Regions from separate parts of the Homo sapiens genome. Here regions 1 and 2 are each linked to region 3. Evidence: chromatin loops called from intact Hi-C (ENCODE). Cell type or tissue: endothelial cell of umbilical vein. All regions are shown on one strand.

What was found. A loop is a pair of places that touch in the nucleus more often than their neighbours do. Peaks named below come from ENCODE experiments on the same cell type or tissue, not always from the same donor. Only the 100,000 strongest peaks of a DNase experiment are listed, where the experiment ranks them.
Region 1: a loop joins it to region 3, with 4 times the contacts of the local background. A loop is called at or near these places in 2 of 110 quality-filtered maps.
Region 2: a loop joins it to region 3, with 8 times the contacts of the local background. A loop is called at or near these places in 2 of 110 quality-filtered maps.

Annotation. Positions count from the first base shown.
Region 1 is chr18:58,185,038-58,187,537 of GRCh38, reverse strand. The region is part of intron 2 of NEDD4L (NEDD4 like E3 ubiquitin protein ligase); the gene reads right to left. Among named protein-coding and RNA genes, the nearest start is that of NEDD4L, 140 kb to the right of the region's middle. In endothelial cell of umbilical vein, no CTCF peak of the experiment used is centred here; a DNase peak (open chromatin) is centred at 997; H3K27ac peaks cover 907 bases.
Region 2 is chr18:58,195,365-58,197,864 of GRCh38, reverse strand. The region is part of intron 2 of NEDD4L (NEDD4 like E3 ubiquitin protein ligase); the gene reads right to left. It overlaps LOC105372143 (a long non-coding RNA gene), which reads left to right and starts at 2,155. Exons shown (of 3, transcript NR_188086.1): 1 at 2,155-2,345. RefSeq lists enhancers at 1,810-2,331, 2,332-2,500. In endothelial cell of umbilical vein, no CTCF peak of the experiment used is centred here; a DNase peak (open chromatin) is centred at 1,504; H3K4me3 peaks cover 542 bases; H3K27ac peaks cover 1,261 bases.
Region 3 is chr18:58,289,292-58,291,791 of GRCh38, reverse strand. The region is part of intron 5 of NEDD4L (NEDD4 like E3 ubiquitin protein ligase); the gene reads right to left. Among named protein-coding and RNA genes, the nearest start is that of MIR122HG, 160 kb to the left of the region's middle. In endothelial cell of umbilical vein, no CTCF peak of the experiment used is centred here; DNase peaks (open chromatin) are centred at 1,511 and 2,121; H3K27ac peaks cover 2,500 bases.

The DNA.
Region 1 (2,500 bases), 100 kb after region 3:
TGTAGTGAAGCATACTGGATTTAAATCCTAATCATGTATTTTTTAGATTTAAATTTTTTCTTTATTGCTCTTCTGATTTATAAGAACCTAAGAAAAGGGTTTCCCTTCTTACTCCTTCTTCCCCGGTCCCTGCCCTCTGCTGATTTTCCTTCCAAAGGCTGCCCTTCTTACCCATCCCCTGCCCTCCAGTACCCCACCTGCCTGGTTCAGTGATTCAGTGAGCAATAAGTGCAGAAAGCCAATGCCCAGAAGATTAACACAAACTTGTCAGGTTGTCACAAAGTTTTTCTGGGTTCTCCAGGCCCCTCTAGAGCCAGCTCATTTGAAGCAGACAACTGCTGGCCAACAAAGACTGGAAGCCACGGAGACAAAGGAAACCCATTTTTCTGAAGACCCTCCGTGGGGTCTTGAAAAGCCTGTGCACTAGGCTTCATGCTCGGCCCTTCCTACTGAGTGGCCTTCTCCACTGCCTGCTGCTTAAAGGCTTTCCAAGCACCTATTAATTTCAAAGATCACTTTCCTGCGTGAAGACATGCCTGAGAGCATGAACAAGAGTTCTCAGACTGAAAGCAGAAAACCAAGATTCTTAATTAAATGATCAAGTGAGAACCCGATCATTTACTGGTGGTGTAGACCAGTGGCTCCCAGCTCTGGCTTTCATTCCAATCACCTGAGGAGCTGGAAATGCCAGGGCTGCAGACCAGCTGAATCAGAAGGCCTGGAGGCAGGGCCTCAGCATACCAGGTGACTGGCGTGCAGTGAGCATGAGAAGAGAGTCTATGCAAGCATACCGGAATGCAGCTCCAACTCCGGCACTTAAGTCTGCTGTGACTTCAGCAAGATGCCTAACCTTTCTCATCCTCCATTTTTCTCATCTGGAAAATGCCAATAATAATCCTTACCTCCTAAGAGTGATTGATGACTATGATTTAATTATGCCATATAAAGCTACAGTGTCTCAAAATACAGTAGGTCTCAGCCTCTGCTGCCTCATGTATAAAATGCCAATCAGAATAGAGAGAATGATCTGCTGGGAGTGTGAAAAGGAAATGAAGACAGAAGGGAGTGTGACTCACACATTATAAAAAAAATATGAATTCACGATGGGCTAGAGGCCAATTTACAGAACATCCCATTCTCCTGCTCACATCAGGGGTAACTCAACACAGCCCAATAAAATACAGGCCGTAAGCTCTGCAGGAGCCACCATCTCTCTCTGCAAATGCCAGCCTAGGGCTGACATCCAATGGAGAAAATCAGGCTGAGAATAAAACCTGCAGAGGGCAGAGGGAGTGGGGGAGAGAAGGAGAAGGGATGCTGATATCTCAACACAGGTTCAAACTGTTGTTTAATGGACGCTTTTCTGTTGTTTCTAATCTGCGACTCCGTCAACTAGGGAATGTATGTTCTTGTGCATCCTTCTCTGTTCCCGTGTGCATACGTATCCTTCTCTGTGTGCGTGTGCATATGTATCCTTCTCTGTGCGCGTGTGCATACGTATCCTTCTCTGTATGCGTGTGCATATGTATCTGTTGCATCCTTCTCTGTACGTGTGCATATGTATCTGCTGCATGAACTGGCAGAACTGGGAGTGCTGGGTCTAAGAGTACAGGCATTCATCATTTTATTTTACTTTTTAATTTTAATTTTAATTTTTTTTTTTTGAGACAGAGTTTTGCTCTTTTTGCCCAGCCTGGAGTGCAATGGCGCGATCTTGGCTCACTGCAACCTCTGCCTCCTGGGTTCAAGCGGTTCTCCTGCCTCAGCCTCCCGAGTAGCTGGGATTACAGGCATGCACCACCACACCCGGCTAATTTTGTATTTTTAGTAGAGATGGGGTTTCACTATGTTGGCCAGGCTGGTCTCGAACTCCTGACCTCAGGTGATCCACCCGCCTAGGCCTCCCAAAGTGTTGGGATTACAGGCGTGAGCCACAGCACCCAACCAGGCATTTGTCATTTTTATACATATTTCCAAATAGCTAGAGGTTGTACCCACTTAATTGCCCTCCAATGATAGTTTAAGGGTAGCTGTGATAGAAACTGGTAGTATGTTCCTGCTTGTCTGTTTTTACACTTTATATAATATACATATATTTTAGGACATATTCATCAGTGTGGTCATTCATAGCTTCTCCAGTTTGGGGTTGATGAAATGAAACTGCTTTAAGCCTCTTTTTTAAAGACGTGTGGACACCGGGAGTTTTAAAGTGTTTCATACGGAACAGGTACCATTCCCTTTGAAATCTGTTTCTACTAATGGTGCTAATTCCAAGCTCCCTACCAAAAGCTTACAGGGAAGTGAGCTACAGTCTGGGGTAATCCAGCTCCCACGGTCCGATCACAATTAAGACCTCCCTGTCATTCCTGTGGCACTAAATGCTAACCAGGAACCTGTGCCCACTGTTCAGCTGCACATTTGCACCATACTGCTGCTACAAGTACAGTGCCTTGAGAGCAAGGACCATGACTAACGCCGTGCACGCCTGGTGCTGATGAAA
Region 2 (2,500 bases), 94 kb after region 3:
AGTCCTCGGATTTTAGGAACCCTCAAGCCCTCCACCCAACAGGCTGCTCTGTGGTTGCTCTCTTCTGCTGAACAGCTTTGGTTCCACCTCATCGGTCTCAGCCCAAATTCCATCCAAGGCAAAGAGAGCACATAAAGAGAAAACTGGCCATGCCCAGTTCCTACAGGTGGGCAGGTGGCTGGCAGGGAAGGGATCACATGGGAGGACCACGGAGCTCGGCCTGTGCATACTAACCCAGCTCAATGTTAATCAAGGCAAAGGATCATTTACATTAAAGATCATTAACCAGGTACTTGGGTCCCTTGGCAAGAGGTGAGAGTTCGCAAGTTGAAAAATGCATCTGGATCAAGGGGCAGCCGCTTGTTGCCAAACACAGGTGTGGGTAGTTTCAGGAGAAGGGCACGTCAATGGCAAGGAAGGAGCAGAAGCAAACGGGGGTGTCTCAGGAGGGGGCCCCGTTTCCTTCTTGTAAAGCTGCTCCCACCCACAGCCACACTCCATTCAGTCAGGTTTATGTGCTGTTCTTCCTTGTCCCTTATGAGGTAGAACCATCACCTTGCGTGCAAAGCAGCTTACAGGTAAGGAATTATAAACAGGTTAAGGTTTATGGCGTTTGTCTTGCCAATTTTCCATCTCTCAACAGAAACATCTCCTTTTAAGGTGACGGCCCAGGCTCTATCATGGCAAGTCCCACCCAAAAAGGAAGGCACTTCCCTCTCTATTCACTAAACCACTTTGCTGTTCCTCCCACATCCAGGGACCCAATGCCACACAATTCTCAAGCACAACGAGAAGTCGCCATCAAGCAAACAGGGTCAGAAGTTCAATTTCACACATTACCGACCGCCACGGTTTTGAAGATTTCTGGCAAATGTTCTTTCTGACATGCTTCAAGTTGCTGCACATGCTCGGTGCCCTCCTCCTCACCATCTCCTCTTCCCCCTCATAAAAATCATCAGGAGCTCCCGTCTCAGCCTTTGTCTAAGGCAGCCTGAGACTTTCTCATTGTTTATACAGAATTATCCAAAAAGAGCAGGCACTGCCCTGGTTTTCTATTCCAGCATTAACCTAATTCAATTTTCCTCAAGTTATATGTTTACCGGAGAGTATTACCTGTGGCTGATGTTAAAAAAAAAAAAAAAAAAAAAAAAAAAGAGAGAGAGAGAACAGAAAAGTAGAGCCCCAATATCCCTGCTAGTAAGATTAGGTCAAAGAAAAAGACAGATTAATTTCTACATCTTTTTTAATGGCACATAACATGGGTAGTCTTTAACTTAGAGTAAAGGAAAACATAAGTGCCAGTTTTATTTTCTCTTAAAGGGAATAACAGTTTGTATGTTTGAGGGCTGAAGAATGCAGTAAAAGACAATGAGTAATGATTATGCACCTCATTTACAATTTTTTAAAGTTCCTAACTGCACGTTTATCCATATAAGAGCAAAATCATTTAATCTGGGTGAATACATGTAAAAACTCAAGTTAGGGGTCATGTGACTCATCCCCAGGTATTTCCTGTAAAGGTTATAAAACAAATGAGAAAGTGTGTGTATCCCAGGAGGTGAATGTAAAACAATAGAGAAGTATGTTGTCCCATCACGAGCTGGCTGATTGCATTAGCTATGCTCTAAATTGAACTTATTTCACAGTGAAGCCTACAAAGAATCAAATTTTAAATAAAAGATCTGTCCTCGCTTCACCTGAGGTTTTGAACTCAGAAATTTGAAAATTTCTGAACTCTGCATGACAGATTCCTTTACAGTGTCTATTTTTGACATTTCAGGAACACAGTGATGACAAATGCAGTAATTTATTCATAAAAGGGGGGAGAGGCACCAGAGCAATATCTGTGTAATTTTTGACTGCACCACCCTGAAGAAAAGAGGTTAGAAACAAGATGATACAGGTTAAATACATAAATAATTAAAATGTTTTCACTGTGCCGCCTTTTGATTTTGAAGCATGCAAAAAATGTCTAATGGACATTTTAAAAAGAAAGCAAGCAAGTTCAAATAATCCCCCTAATCCTGCACATTTGGGTTAAAGCTAATGGATTCACGGTAAGAGAACCTTCTCCTGATGCTGTGGGCACTAATCGAGTAATAAAGGGAACGGAACCTTCGGTGGCACTTACCAGATTCCAGGCAGGAAGAGCTCGTCTGAAGTGGGGAGCGGAGAGAGAGGCAGGTCTAGATGCAGATGGTCTGTTTCCCCTAACAACAGCAACGGCGGCGAGGAGAAATCCTGGTCTCCGCCAGCTCCCGGCCAGGTAACCAACAGCCTGGAGTGGGAGGTGCCGTGCTGGGGAGGCACCGCGTGGACAGGGCTCTGCAGCCGCTCCCGCCCAGGTAGGGCCCTGCGCAGCCACCCACCCGGGCACCCTCGCGCGGCTTAAGCCTGTCTGGGTTGGAAGCTGCTGCCGCGGATGCCTGCCTCTCTCGAATCGGGAGCAAATTCAAATGTGGGGAACACGGAAGTGCCTCATCAGAGGCAGCAGAGCCAA
Region 3 (2,500 bases):
ATGGGGTGGGGGGAAATCTCAGTTTCACTTATCAACAGTTAAAAGTGGCAAATGTTTTGTCCTTAATTAGTTTCATCTAATTGTGTATCAGTCTTAAAAACTGATACTCCAGATTAGCTTACTGGAAAATACAAGACATAAAAATTAGGGCTGTCTTTCCTAGGCAAAGATTGTCTTACAGGCAAAAATGCATTTGTCATATGCCAGGCAATTGGTACAATGGGGGAATCAGCCAGACTAAATTATTCTCAGGGGTCAGAAAACAGCCAACTGACACAGAATTAGACAAATGGAATCAGTCCATTTAAAACTGAACCAATGGTGCTAGATTCATTGCACTACACTCTAACCACTTTTAAAATAGAAATATTGCTTACCAATTTTCACTTCTCTCTCCTCTCCAGGCACAGAGAAAAGATGACTACACTTTCCAGCATCCTTGTGGTCAGGGAAGGCCATCTTACCAGTTTTGGCTAATGAGAAAAGGTGACCTATCTCACCTCTGAGTGGGGGCTGTGAAAAGCTCCAGTGCAAACTTCAGTCAGCCCGGTTTTCTGTGTGACCATGTGGGTCGGTCGGCCTGGTTCTCTGTGTGACCATGTGGGTTGGTCGGCCTGGTTCTCTGTGTGACCATGTGGGCTGGTCGGCCTGGTTCTCTGTGTGACCACGTGGGTCGGTCGGCCTGGTTCTCTGTGTGACCATGTGGGCCGGTCGGCCTGGTTCTCTGTGTGACCATGTGGGTCGGTCGGCCTGGTTCTCTCTCTGTGTGACCATGTGGGTCGGTCGGCCTGGTTCTCTGTGTGACCCTGTGGATCCGAATGCCTGCCAACCTATGTTGACGGGTAGTGTGAATGAGAAATAAACTTGGGAATGTGTTAAGCCACTAAGATTTTAGGGCATTCTGACACAACTCTCTTTTTCAATGACCATCACACCAGTGGGTTTCTCAGTGGACATCCAGAGGAAAAATAGGGTGCTAACTTTAAGAGCAGATGACAAGTCTCTATAGGACACAAAGTTGTATGTCTGCATAAATGAACAGTTTCTTTTCATTAAAAAAAAAAAACTTGACTAAAATTTTGGTCCACAGTCCAGCAATAATAATCCTTTGTTCAAAGCTGCATAAAGATACATTTTCTCACTCTAATTTGTAGGAGACATTGCAGAAATTCTTTTCTCACACATCATTTCTAATAATATCACTTCATATAAACACAATTTTCAATGCAACGAGATAAGGGATCGCCTACCTATTTTTAGACTCTCTCCCACTTGTGAGCCTAGCCACTGTTGTTTATATACATTCGGAGTAACCTCCAAGCTTTTATGCTGGTAACTGCTTCACATTTGCCAATAGCATCAAGCAAATGACAGATAGTATCATCTATTTTACCTTACATTTGTGAAGTATAATCAAACAATGGGTTTGGATCTATTTTAGACTGTCCAGTTCAATGACGAATGTGGATCTATTTTTACAACAAACATGTTGCACTTTAATAAGATTAGCAAAACAAATCTGGTTGTTGAATTTCCCTGTTAAACTTCCTGATAAATGGTTGGTGCATTAGTCATTTCTTTGTTTCTTCCTTCATTTGTTCATTCATTCTATAAATATGTATTTGGTGCCTGCTTTGTGCCAAGCATCGAGTGGGCTCTGAATGTCTGAAGTCTAATGTCTAGGAGTTTATGATGATATTAATTTACAGTAAAATATCTGATCATTGAATCGTCAGTAGTTGCGGATATTTTGTTTTAATCATACAAATAGATGAATATTAAACATATCATTTTTTCATGGCTACATGGGGACATGATGAATATGAAATAAAGTCTCTGAAAGTCAATTTACTTAATTTCACTAAGGAAATCATGACTATCAATGGTATACAATGCTGGGGTGAGACCCTGATCCTTGAGCACAATTAAGGCAGAATTTGAACACTTATAAAAAGCTGCATACGTATTTACAATTTGTGCATATAGATTTCAAGGGATTTTATAACTCTGGTAACCCTGAAATATGTAGAATCCATAGAAGATATTCTCCTGCCTTGCACACCAAAGACACTCAATAAATACTTGGTGGTGATGCGGTGTCAAGTGGAGGCTTCCTTCCCCTAATTACTAAGAGCTTCTCTTGCTTCAGTTGCTCTCACCCTCTGCAGCTACTGTGGCTGGTGGAACGGGCCCCTGAGCATGTGTAGCTGACTCATCTTACACCTCGAGAGGCATGCTTGCTGCAGGCTGTGTCCAAAACACACTTATGTTTATAACCTTATTTAAAAGTACTTTAAAAGGCAGATTCTTGTAGTAAACGTATTAAAAAGTCAATACACGGAATAGCTTGGTTCACTGGTTCTCCGCTGCTTTTTCCATCAAATCAGACATGCCATGTCTCATAGGCCATATACTCCAAGGCTGCAACCCAGCAGCATGCAGGGGTATCAGCAATCCTGAGACAGAAACCTCCCACCTGCAGGCTGACTTCCTCCCACCT